3 separate regions of the Homo sapiens genome follow, and all the other regions are linked to region 3. Evidence: chromatin contacts called from ENCODE Hi-C or POLR2A ChIA-PET data. All regions are on one chromosome and are shown on one strand. The core of a region is the stretch at or near the end of the contact, and the rest is flanking DNA. Distances in the headings are between cores, read along the strand shown. Region 1 overlaps FARS2 (phenylalanyl-tRNA synthetase 2, mitochondrial). Region 2 overlaps FARS2 (phenylalanyl-tRNA synthetase 2, mitochondrial). Region 3 overlaps FARS2 (phenylalanyl-tRNA synthetase 2, mitochondrial).

The links. Hi-C counts contacts between places; a loop is a spot of excess contacts on that map. ChIA-PET counts read pairs that join two places held with the same protein, here RNA polymerase II (POLR2A). Pooled maps may share reads with other maps.
Region 1: a loop to region 3 is called in a pooled map, with 2.2 times the contacts of the local background. The contact joins two enhancer-like sites. A Hi-C loop is called at or near these places in 1 of 168 maps with a recorded cell type or tissue (MCF 10A), 1 of 37 single-sample maps with no recorded cell type and 3 of 50 pooled maps. POLR2A ChIA-PET finds 5 or more read pairs at or near these places in 4 of 52 experiments (BJ, T-cell, activated T-cell and 1 more).
Region 2: a loop to region 3 is called in a map of IMR-90, with 29 times the contacts of the local background. The contact joins two enhancer-like sites. A Hi-C loop is called at or near these places in 2 of 168 maps with a recorded cell type or tissue (IMR-90 and naive thymus-derived CD4-positive, alpha-beta T cell) and 8 of 50 pooled maps.

The regions. Positions count from the first base shown.
Region 1 is chr6:5,505,663-5,509,872 of GRCh38, reverse strand. All of the region lies in intron 4 of FARS2 (phenylalanyl-tRNA synthetase 2, mitochondrial), which reads right to left. Among named protein-coding and RNA genes, the nearest start is that of FARS2-AS1, 50 kb to the right of the region's middle. RefSeq lists an enhancer at 2,377-2,506. Within about 2 kb of position 2,697, at least 4 of the 41 ENCODE cell types and tissues checked have a DNase peak (open chromatin) inside an H3K27ac peak, as active enhancers do.
Region 2 is chr6:5,471,366-5,475,695 of GRCh38, reverse strand. All of the region lies in intron 4 of FARS2 (phenylalanyl-tRNA synthetase 2, mitochondrial), which reads right to left. Among named protein-coding and RNA genes, the nearest start is that of FARS2-AS1, 15 kb to the right of the region's middle. Within about 2 kb of position 2,960, at least 2 of the 41 ENCODE cell types and tissues checked have a DNase peak (open chromatin) inside an H3K27ac peak, as active enhancers do.
Region 3 is chr6:5,579,715-5,584,006 of GRCh38, reverse strand. The region is part of intron 5 of FARS2 (phenylalanyl-tRNA synthetase 2, mitochondrial); the gene reads right to left. Among named protein-coding and RNA genes, the nearest start is that of FARS2-AS1, 120 kb to the right of the region's middle. RefSeq lists enhancers at 2,545-2,614, 1,495-2,694. Within about 2 kb of position 2,551, at least 2 of the 41 ENCODE cell types and tissues checked have a DNase peak (open chromatin) inside an H3K27ac peak, as active enhancers do.

The DNA of each region.
Region 1 (4,210 bases), core at 1,448-3,947, 74 kb after region 3:
AAACATGTAGAGGAGTGTGCATATGCTATGTGTTGGTATATATAGATGTTGTGTTGTGGATAATGCTCTTCCCAGTAACCTGTTTTTTAAAAACCAGCACACTCCAGCAGGTATCCCCATAAAGAAACCACCCACTTTCTGCAGAGACCACAGTCCCCACGCTCAGTCTTTCCTGCTGAGCTTCCACAGCTCTCCCGCTCTGGCGCCAAGCTAGATGGACCACCCTCTGGACATCCTTTTCTCCATCATTATCGACTCCTTGGAAAAGTAAGCCACTCACAAGTAGCTGGGACCTCTCGCCTTACCCTTAAGAACCCATTTTCCTGCACTATGCCCATCGAGTCTGCCCCTTGTCTGCCGAGCTGCACTGGAATTGTAAAAACCAGGACCAACTGTGTCCTACCAGGAACAACTCACTTCCCCAGTGTGCTCACGAGATTTCTTTGTGACATTTTCATCAGCTACGTGGTGTAAACTAGGAGCCATTCACCAGACGGAGGGGCCGCTGCTTTAATCAAACCTTGTAACTTGTTCCCTTTCTCTTATCTGCATACGCAAACCCAGTGTCACCCTCGAGCTCCACGCCAAGGAATGCTGGGCAGGAGAACCTGGGCAAAGCTGGAAGTTTAGTATCTCAGGAAGACAGTGTTCTCAGCAATTCTGATTGGGTGAAATGAAATCTTGGCTACAAGGTTAACAGCTTTTACCTAATGTCTACGTCTATTCTCTAAGGTTGAAAATGTTTTTTCATCCCTTCTATCAGGGATTGGCAAACTATGGTGTGGCCCTTGGGGCAAACACAGCCACACGCATGCATGGATGTATTTCTCTGGTTGCTTTCACACTACCATGGCAGAGCCGAATAGTGACAAAAATCAACTGGAGACCAGCCCGCAAAACTCAAAATGTTTACTATTTGGTCCTTTACAGAAAATGTTTGCTGACTCCTTCCTTTATATTTGTCACTAAATACTGTCGTTTCTTCCTCCGAAAGTCTTCTCCATTTCTCAGTGCCCCCTCATTTCCAATGATAGTACTATGATTCAAATTCTGTCCACCTCTCCGTGCGGGATAGCTTCCCATTCCAGTCCGCCCTGCGTACGGCTGCCTGGCTGTCATCCTGTCACTTGCTGAATCCTCTCAAACCCATGCCCAAGAACATACATGCTCTTAGTTGCCACCAGAGGCAATCTCCTAATTTTACCTTTCAGGGCCTTCAATTCAGACTTCGGTCTCACTTCTGTCCTGTACCCTTTGGGCCTGTGCCCTCCCTGTGGGTACACCCATGCTTTCCTCCACTGCTGGGAGGGCTTCAGCCCCTCCCCCGCCCCACCTGCCAGCACTCTGCTCCCCTTTCCCCAAGAAGATCTCCTGCTAATTCACAGATTCCCTCCTGGCCTCTCTGCATTCTGCCCTCTGGTTCAGTCCCTGCTGTCATGTGTTCACTCACTTGAGCTTGTTTCTTGCTGAATTATCTGCTCATCTTATAGATTCCAATGGTAACAAAAAATAAATTAGGACAAAGACTACAAGAAAGATTCTGATGAGAGGAATCCACGTGGGGGATGATCCCCTCGGAGATGTGGCATCCAAAACTATACTAGGTCTCAACATGGGGATCACCTACATTCCTGGTGAAAATTCCTCTCTTGGTGCACACTGCACTTAATGGTTTATATCACTGACTTGATTGTTTTCCCAGACATTTCACATCTTTGCCTTTCATCTCTTCAAAGAGTTAATAACTCCCCATTAGAATATGCATATATATTGCAGTGCTAGAAAATAAGTAGAGGAACTTAATAACTTATTGTGAAACATAGAAGCATACCTTGCTTTAATAAAACTTCATGCCTTGTTCCCTTTCTCTATTTGCCTATAAAAACCCAGAACTCTCAATCACTTGCTTACCAGACATTCTGAAATTGAGAAGCAAAAGAAACCTTCTCCTACCTCGGGGCATAAGCTCTGGCCACCCATCCCATTTGGATCGTCAGGTTTTAACAGGCTACACACTTATAAACAAATTCTTATACACCTCTAAGTTCTTCTCCCCTGCTCTCTGCTTCTCCCTTGTCCCTCTGCTCCCTCCGGTCTTCTCTCTGTGTGCCATCATGGCGTGTCCGCAGTCTGACCCACTAGCCGGGAGGCCACTGAGAGGTGGGCTGGGACACTGGAAAATGAGCTTCATTTAGAAATTAAGCTCAAATCATAAGTTCTGCCTCTCTTAAAAGCTATTACCATTGACAATGAACAGCTCTGCTTCCTCTTCACGTTCTCTTAAAGCCATCATGAGCCCCTGCCTTCCACCCCAGCCTGCCAATTACACACTCCTGTCAGGGGACTTTCACTTTTAACTGCTTTTTACAGACATAAGTGAAAGTACTAAAAATTAAAAGCTGAAAGGAGATGAAAAGAAACATGCTTCAAACTCCTTCTCAGCCATTACGAATCAACAGGAGCTAAACATCAGATTTTTTTTTTTTAAAGAGCTTCCTTTTTATGAACAAGTAAAACGTATGTAGAAGAGAATACCTCAAACCCCAAATGGGTTGTGCATGTAACATTTTAACTCGTGTGCCCAGTTCCTAAGTAAATGTTACCAGTGTGACCACACTTAACAGTGGAAAGCTAGTCAGCCATGGCAGAGTTCAGCAACTGCTATTGTTAACCACACTGTAAATGTGTTAGAAGCCATCACTTTTTTTGCTGCCAAATTCTGAAACCTCTGTCTCTGAAAGGCTGCAAGCACTGTATTCACAGAGAAGGTAGGTGGCAGAAAGGGGTTAAAGAGGTTAGGTGTCTGTGTGAATCGGATTTTAGAAAGATCTAAAACTCCAAACAGCAGTGTGCATGCACTCAAATGTGCAAAACTGGAAAAAGTCATCCTATGTTGAAAAATCAAAGCCATTTACAGTAGACATGTATCCAGGAAAGGGGGCAGTCTTTAAATATATGGTTAGCCTCTTAGCCTCTCTCTGTGAAAAACTCTGGATTGCCAAGAGCAACACTGAAGATTTACTGTTATAGTCAGATTTCCCCTGCTATCTTATTGTTCACGAACTTTCAGAGCGATTCTCCATCTAGCTGTTTTCATGAATGCCTCAGTGATCAACCACTGAAGCAGATGACCTTTCTCACCAGTTGCCATGTCTATTAGCTAAATCTGCTCTTTCCCCTCAAAGCAGATCCTTCCCAGGCTCCAAGCATCTTCGTGTAATGTTATGAAGGTTTGTATATGCTGGGTGTCCACAGAGTGATACCCGTCTGGAATCTTAGGCAGTGGTGGGAGGTGCTAGAGACAAACCAGGGAAGCTTCTGCACTGATCCCAACCAAAACATGGGGAAGGAGCCTGCAGAATTGTAAACAGAAGACAATTCGGTGGTTAAGAGGCTGTGCCCAGCCCCACTCTCTCTAGCTGCCCATTTGAATGTTGGACCAACAGTGGGGCATTCACAAATCTTGAGAGTCAAGGTTCAGGTTTTAGTTTCAACTCACAGTGGGGTTCCTCTATTCTGCTGGCCTTGTTTTCTCTCTGCTAAAAAACTTCCGTTAGAGTGACTCTCCTGACCCCACACCCTGCCCTTTACTGAGTCCCGCTAGGAGCTCAGTACTCCCTAGGAGGAGCAAGTTACTTGCTGGTCCATATTTCTGGATGAGGCGGAGCTGATCTACTAAAAGACCTTGAAGTTGGGAATAGGCTTTCTTGCCCTGCTCTCCACTGGGACAGCTGAGAGACTATGCTTGTTATGCAGACCCCACCATTCTCCAGGTTGGGCTGGAGGGGAGGGAGGGAGAGCAGGTCCTCTTGATGCAGATGCAAAGCCATGTGATTCCATCAGCTGAGGAGAAATAAAGCTGACATTCTCTTTCCTTCACCTGTTTCAATGTCTTAATTTGCTTAAAACTCAGGTGGAAAAGAAAAGACTCTTCTGGCTGCCAACAGCAAGTAAACTTAAATTTACAATAGCAAAAGGTTAATTTATTATAAAAATGTTTGTAATATTATAATAGCTGGTGGAACTGAAGGGGAGTCTCAGGAAAAACCACACCCTGGATATCAAACATACTGTTTTCATTCTGCATCTGCTGTCTTCCTTTTCTGTTTGCAGACTGGCTACCTCTGCTCCTCAAGTGCAAAGTTGAGAAACATGATTGTTCAATGCTCTCAGGCATCGCATCCTATAGCTTCAGCCATTGAAGAGGGAC
Region 2 (4,330 bases), core at 1,711-4,210, 110 kb after region 3:
AGACTCAGCTGGAAACAGTAAACAGTGTGACTACAGGAGTGAGGGAAGTAAAGAGGGGTCTATGATGTCCAAATAGGAGGCAGGTGCCCATGATGCAGAGCCTTGAAGGCCATGAGCTAGAGCCGAGATTCTACCTGAAGCTGCATGGGAAGTTTTTGGAGGACTGTGGTCAGGGGAGAGTCCTAGTCTGAAACGCACATGCTTCATGCAACGTCTTCTCATCTGTCCTCTTTTATTATCCCTCAACTCACTGACTATAAAAGGAAGTCTAAACTCCTTGGCTGAGCATTTAAGGTCCTCCGTAATCTGGCTCCAAAAGGCTCTTTCTACATCATACATTCAAATCAAGTTGTTTCTTTGTTATGTCCAAAGTAGTACTACGCCCACATTCTTGCACGTGCCTAAAATATACTTCTCTTCAAGCCTGCATATCCAACTCTTTTTGAGAACTGTCCAAGAAATCTAGTCTTTCAACCATTGGCTATGAGTGAATTGGGAACCTCTTCAAAGACTAAGTCAGATGCCACAAAACCTTCCCCAGTACCCACGGAGAAGTCATTTCTCCTATCTGCAAACAATCATATCCTTTCATTTAGTTTTCCTCTTGTGGTACTTGTCAATTTCCACCTTGTATATGGTTCTTCCTGTACACTGTCGTTCACCAAGTAACAATGTTTTGGTAAATGGCAGACTACTTATATATGACAGTGGTCCTGTAAGATGACAGTACTGGGCTGGGCACCGGCGTGGTGGCTCATGCCTGTAATCCCAGTACTTTGGGAGGCCGAGGTGGGTGGATCACGAGGTCAGGAGTTCAAGACCAGCCTGGCCAGCATGGTGAAATCCCATCTCTACTAAAAATACAAAAATTAGCTGGGCGTGGTGGCGGGTGCCTGTAATCCCAGCTACCCAGGAGGCTGAGGTAGAGAACTGCTTTAATCCAGGAGGAAGAGGTTGCAGTGAACAGAGATCATGCCACTGCACTCCAGCCGGGGCGACAGAGTGAGACTGTCTCAAAAAAAAAAAAAAAAACAGTACTGTATTTTTATTGTACCTTTTCTATGTTTAGATATGCTCAGATATACAAAAATGTACCGTCACATTACAATTGCCTACGGTATTCAGTAAAGTGCTGTACATGTTTGTAGCCTAGGAGCAACAGACCATACCATACAGCCTAGGTGTGTAGTAGGCTACACAATCTAGGTTTGTGTAAATACACTCTATGATGTTCACACAACGACAAAATTGCCTAACAACATGTTTCTCAGAATGCATCCCTGTTGTTAAGTGATGCATGACTGTATATCTTATCTCTACAACACACCTTCAGCATAAAATTTGGGACTGTGAGTCTCCCTGTGTCCCACCTTCATCTCCACTTCAAGTACCCGGTACACTGCCCAACATATGTCAATAATAAATAAATGAAATAATGCATTAATGAACAAACAAATGAACAAACCGTGCTGGCTGGCCCTGGTTACTGAAGCCCCAGCAGAAATTAATACATGTAGACAGCGGCATGTGCCATTGGAGATAACGGAAATGTGATGATGGCTCGAGAAGTATGCAGTCCTTTAGTTTGATGGGTATGAAGGACATTCATGAATGATGTGTTTTCCTGCCTTCACAGAACTGAAGGGCTGGTTATTGGGAGGCTACATGGAGAGCACAAATTTGGTAACAGGAGGGATCCTGAGGTTCCTAAATCATTCATGGATAGACTGGGTTTCTGGAGTGGTGTTCTAAAAACACAGTGATATCAGCAGCTAGGGATGCAAGGGTGTAAAGGTATCCAGCAGGGCGGCGTCCATTCTGTGTGGCCTGTGCACTGAGATCTTTGCTTATGCTGATTATTTTCTTTTTCTACTATATTGAAAGACACCGCTGCCTACATCACAAACAAATCTATCCTTATATGCCTGGGTAGATCAGGTAAAAATGCAAGTAACAAAGATAATCCAATTTAGCCTGCAAATAAAAAACTGAGTCTTCTACCAAATTCACCCTAAACAAGAACAATGGAATAACCCTCAGGAATGCTGTAAGAAGAAAAACAATGTATGTAAATATAATTCAATGTTTTCTAAAGCTTTAGATGCCCTCTCCTGAATCAGGAGCAGGGTATTCTTTTGTTTTTTTTTTTTGTTTTTTTTTTTGTTTTTTGAGACAGAGTCTCGCTCTGTCGCCCAGGCTGGAGTGCAGTGGCACAATCTCAGCTCACTGCAAGCTCCATCTCCCGGGTTCACACCATTCTCCTGCCTCAGCCTCCCAAGTAGCGGGGACTACAGGCACACGCCACCATTCCCGGCTAATTTTTTTGTATTTTTAGTAGAGACGGGGTTTCGCTGTGTTAGCCAGGATGGTCTCAATCTCCTGACCTCGTGATCCACCCACCTCGGCCTCCCAAAGTGCTGGGATTACAGGCATGAGCCACCGCGCCTGGCCAGGAGCAGGGTATTCTTAATGCACACAGTGTATCCAACATGCGTGAGTTACAAAGCATGAGGTTTTGCTTGTGCTGATTCGTGTCACAACCTCCTTGGCATTATTTAAATGTAGTGTTTGGTATGCAAATATAGATAACACCAAAAGTAACATCTAAACGAGAACAAAACAAGAACAATACAAACTGGTTAAAAATAATTCCACGTATGAACATATCTATGGACTGCAAACATTACCCTTTTAGGCCATGAATATATATTTGCAGATACTTCATCCAAATATTAACACACTTTTTCTTTATGCACAAAATTTTGTGTGTGACATATACTGAATGTGTGCTCTCTGTATTTAACAAAGTTGCGGGGGTGTGTATTCTTATTTCTTCCACCCAAATAAACAAGCAGACTGACATCACAAGGCTTCTTTTTACTTAGGCAGAATATTGAGCAAACAAATATTTATTCTGGGTTACTCAGCTGTGATACATAAGGGGATTCATGACATGCTATGTCTGGTGCCTGCTAAGCTCTTACGAGATAATTGCACCTTGGACCACCTAGGACATCACATTAAATGGAGAGACCTGATTTTAAAATTTAAAAAACACAGAATGGGCAGAATTTAATCAGTCATGCTTCTATAAAATTAAGGAAGATATAAATAAATGGGCAACAGAAAGGTGCAATAAAACCAGGATTAATCAAACCGTGATTAATTCAGGATCAGATTAAAACCAATAGTGCCAGCTGTATCTGATCCATTCTGCAGCATTATTCTCTCCTGCTCCTTTTTGTTTTCCCATTTTTCCTCCTTCTCATTCCCCTTTGCTCTCACCCCTAGGGCACCCTCCTTGGTGGATAAACCTGCAGGAGAGTTAATTGTCACATACATGGATTTAATCACATTGTCCATCACATTTGGGGGCCCTGCCTTCAGCGATCCATGACTAATTGTTGTGGTAATTTTTCAATCATTAACAGCAGCGCATATGCTGCAGACAAATCCCAGCGTGCCTGCTAAACCCCAGTGACATGCGGCCCACAGGCTCCAGAAGCACCACTACACCAGCCCCCAGCCCCAATCCTATTAGTCATGCGTCGTCATTAATATACATCTATTCCAGGGATATGTCAGGCAGCAATGAGGTCGGAGGGGGCTGAGCATGCTTTATAACACAGCCTTGTTTTCAATCTATTCTTTGAAAAAGGAAGAGGAAGAGGAGGAGAAAAGGAAATTAAAACTCCATGTGGGATAAGGAGCTGGGGGACTATTCTGAATTCCACTTGTTTCTCATTCATTTTCAGGCAGGCTCCTGAGCTGTGGCAAATGCCCTTTCTTTGGGTTTCAGCAGTATTAGCGATCTCCATGGCAACCACCAGTACGCATCTGCTGCACCACACTGCAGCTTCCCTGGGCTCAATTCTCAAGTCGCCCTGGTGTCAGACGGGGCGCACCATGTGCACTGGTGGGACAAGACCCTGCCTTGGGGAATCATCCAGCTGATTGAAGCCCAGCTCTAATCACCACATAATATGAGCCAACAAGATCATACAGAATATGATCTGCCTACACTAGGCAATAGGATTCCAGGACTGCTATTTATTTTTCATTTTCCTTTTCTTAAGGGCCTTTGTTGGTTAAAAGCAAAGAGCCACTAGAATAGCTATCTAACAAAAGGGATTAATTTTAAAATAGGTGGTACAGTGTTGCTGGTAACATTTACTTCAAGCAAAAATCTCATATGTCCTTCATTAAAGGAATTATTCAAGAGGAAATTAAAAGTCCTGGAGTTTCCCTTTGGTTCTTCGTAAATGAAGGGCTAGTTGGGATATTAGCCAGAGCAAGAAAAGGTAAGAGAAGGATTCCTGGGTTTTTGCTG
Region 3 (4,292 bases), core at 1,302-3,801:
ATCCTTCCTTCTGTTTTTGAATTCCATCACAAATTGGATAAAAAAGCCATTGAACCTTTAAGAAACAGCAATAGTTTTCTCAGGAAGTAAGTGCAAAATGCATCACATTCAGGCACACAAAGAAGGACCCTTGCAAAACAGACTTCCCCAGTGAGAATAGCCAGTTGCCTGTGCCCGGGATGGAACAGACTGCAGGGTTATCACATTCAGGAACGATATGAACCAGACTGCCTGGGTTTAACCTGGCTTCCTCACTTACTTTCAGAGTCCTGTGGCCTTAGGCCTGTTATCTAACCTTTCTAGGTCTCAGTTTCCTCATCTGTAAAATGGGAATAGTAACAATATCTATGTAATAGGTTTTTAAAAAATACATAAAATGCTTAGAACAGTACCTGGAAGTAAGGCTTAAGGATCTGTTAAACAAACAAACGACTCTAATTGTAAATATAGGCAGGTTGAGTGAGCTGGTTTCTGTTAGGGAACAATTTTATTTATTAGTAATGTAAATGGCAGCCATGTTTCTCTGGAAGATTTTAAGCTGCCATACAAATGAAATCTCTTGGAAGCAGAGCCGTCTTTATTCATTTTATAAATAGGGAGACTGAGGCACAGCAGAGAACACTTAAGCATGTATGATTCTTCCACAAATTCTGCAGAATGCCTCTCACCTGGCTGCAGGTGCTCAATAAACACTGGTGGACTGAGCTGAACTTCCAGAGGTCCAAGACCTATCTGCTCATGCAAACAAGATAGAAATGTTCTTCTTTATTCTAATTTCACTCATTTTAGAGGTTCTAATTGCTAAGGAAGAACAGTGATATATTAGGCATAGTGACCATTTTGTTTTTACAATAACTTTTTAATTTTAAGCATGAGAATTATGTATTGGACACAGGGACCACTTATCCATTGACTGGTAAGATGTTTGTTTAGAGGGTGTCACTGGTCTAATGATGAAAGAATGAGGGCTGGAAATCATCAGACACACCACCACAGCACATTATTTTTTACAGCCCATTAGGCCTTGGCTAACCCATTTTAATACAACTCAAATGTCTCTATGTGAGCTTCACAGCTCACCCTGCAGGCCTGCAGGGAAACACACTCAAGCAGTCAAAAATCAACCATCATGGAACCTGCAAGTTGAACACTGTTGCAACCACAATGATATCATAAACTTCAGTATTCCATGTCTCAGAGTTTAACATAAAGAGCTATTTTGCTGAAAGTGCAAACAAAAATTTTTTAACTTTGTAGAAGTTCATCTTTTTAATTTGGTGAAATCTGACTAAAAGCCCAGCCATGGAGCCATGGAGAGTTTTACATCAGTATATACACACAAACTTAGAGTTATCTGGTAGCAATGGCTCTGCCAGAAATTGTCAGCATGAACTACATGAAATTTTTAATAAGTGACTGGCTTTTGATACCTAAAAAAGCAATTTCGTATGGGCCACCTGATAGTTGTGTACCGTAGGACAGATGTCTAAATTCTCTAAATGTCAGTTCCCTCATCTGCAAAATGGGACACTCTTCGTACTTTCTTTATGGTGTTATTGTAAAGATTCTAGGAAATACATGCAAAGTATTCAGCATAGCCACCGTGGGTCCATAAGTACTTAACATAGGTAAGTCATTATTTGTAGTCATTATGTTAGCATCCAGTTATGTTGCTAAACCGGAAGTATGTTACTGTGACCATTTATAGAAGCGCATCAGGAATTAACCGGAAGTATGTTACTGTGACCATTTATAGAAGCGCATCAGGAATTAACCGGAAGTATGTTACTGTGACCACTTAGAAAAGCGCATCAGGAATTAACCGGAAGTATCTTACTGTGACCATTTATAAAAGCACATCAGGAATTAACCGGAAGTATGTTACTGTGACCATTTATAGAAGCGCATCAGGAATTAACCGGAAGTATGTTACTGTGACCATTTATAGAAGCGCATCAGGAATTAACCGGAAGTATGTTACTGTGACCACTTAGAAAAGCGCATCAGGAATTAACCGGAAGTATCTTACTGTGACCATTTATAAAAGCACATCAGGAATTAACCGGAAGTATGTTACTGTGACCATTTATAGAAGCGCATCAGGAATTAACCGTAAGTATGTTACTGTGACCATTTAGAAAAGTGCATCAGGAATTAACCGGAAGTATGTTACTGTGACCATTTAGAAAAGCGCATCAGGAATTAACCGGAAGTATGTTACCGTGACCATTTAGAAAAGCGCATCAGGAATTAACCGGAAGTATGTTACCGTGACCATTTAGAAAAGCACATCAGGAATTAAGGGCCTGGCTCCTCAGAAAGAACCACTCCATGTCCCAACGTGCAGAGGCAGGACACCTCACGATGCCCTTCTTTCTTTTTGCTCCCTCTTCAGCATTAACAGCAGTTTCAACAAAGCAGCTGTCAGCTGGAGGGGGATGCCAGGGCTCAGAGCAAACAAGCATATACCCAGCAACTGGCACACACCTGGCTGGAAACTGCCTGTGTGCGATGCGGAGAGTTCTGCTGCCCTCTGGGACGATGTTCAGCTTCTTCAGCAGCAGCACTAGCCGGCTAGACATATGACAGACTTTGTTTTTTTATGTAAAAGCAAAATATAACTCATTTAAAGGCTTTCTGAAATCCCCTTCCTGCCCACGATGGCCGACCCTCATTTCTCTATGTGTGTGCGTGGGTTTTGTTTTTAACTTCCTTTTGTATTCCTAGTCAAGAGAGCAGTAAATGTTCTGAAACTGTTTCTTGGGTGTTGTTTTTCTCTCCTCAGCTGCACTCGGTGCTAAGGCAGGAGCCATCACCGGTGCTGGGCACATACCAGGCTCTCAGTAAACAGATGGTGAATAATTGATGCTGCAAATCCAGTTGTGAAAATGGCTTCTTGTCCTCTGTAATTTTGCACACCTTTAAGGCTGCAAGCCTTCAAAACAACAACCATGGGCCTCGTCAGCTTCCTGTAAGCTCTGTCATGCTGCTGTGAATTCCAAATTCTTAATTTCATGCACACAGAGGGAAAACTTTCCAGAACCAATGAATAGACAACTTTCCCAAAGGTTCTGTTTATCGTTCATACTAAACAAATGTGGTTTTTGGCAACCTATGTCTTCCACTAATTGTGCATATTGACAGATAGATATTTATATCCACAAATGGTAACAGAGGATAGGAACCAGTATCCAATGTGGACGTGAAGAGGGCTGCCTGGACTGGGAAGGGTGCTGCCTTTCCCTGAGAATGGTTTCCCAACTTTCATCTCAGGAATGGCGGCGTCCAGAGCATGACGATCAATCACATCCTCCTAGCACTGCCTAGCACTATCCCTGCACACAAAGTCATCTCTCAGGCAAGTTCTCAGTTACCCTTGTGATATGAGCGAGGGAGGCATTATACCCACTTTACAGAGAGAAACTGAGGCAAATGTGGCTGCAGAGACACACGGGGGCTGCTGCTGCTGGCCATGTGGGTATCTGGGCTTTAGGTGGGTGCAGCTGTTAGGACAGGGGCACCTTGTTTCTGTGTGGTTGTTTTTCTGGTTGACCAGACTACAGTATAATAAATATGCCTCAGAGCGCCTCCATTTCTTCAAATGAAAAATGAGAGTAACACAATCTAGAGAATCAAACCGTCTTAAACTCTACCCTTTCTTGCTTTCCTTCCTTCCTTCCTTCCTCCCTCCCTCCTTCTCTTTTTTTTTTTTTTTTTGAGACGGAGTCTTCCTCTGTCACCCAGGCTGGAGAGCAGTGGCATGCTCTCGGGTCACTGTAACCTCCATCTCTCGGGTTCACGCCATTCTCCTGCTTGAGCCTCCTGAGTAGCTGGGATTACAGGTGCGCACCACCACGCCCGGCTAATTTTTGTATTTTTAGTGGAGATGGAGTTTCACCACGTTGATCAGGCTGCTCTTGAACTCTTGACCTCATGATCCGCCTGCCTAGGCCTCCTAAAGTGTTGGGATTACAGGCATGAGCCACTGCGCCCGGCCTACCCTTTCTTTCTATAGGCCCTATGTTCTGACAAAGCAAAAGCAGACAAAACTAAAGGCAGAAAACAACAACAACAACAAAAACAAACAAAAAACAGGATAGAATGAGTAACTGATCCAAATGTGAGGGCAATATTTTTTTAAAGCTATTTTATTTTTAAGTAGATTTGCAGAGATGCGTAAAGTCTTATTTGCATCATTAGTAAGTGACAGCATTGCCATGGTGATTACTTATTTTCAGAAAAGAAATAACCATAGAGAAATCATTAATAACTCAACAAGATACGAAGTGCTG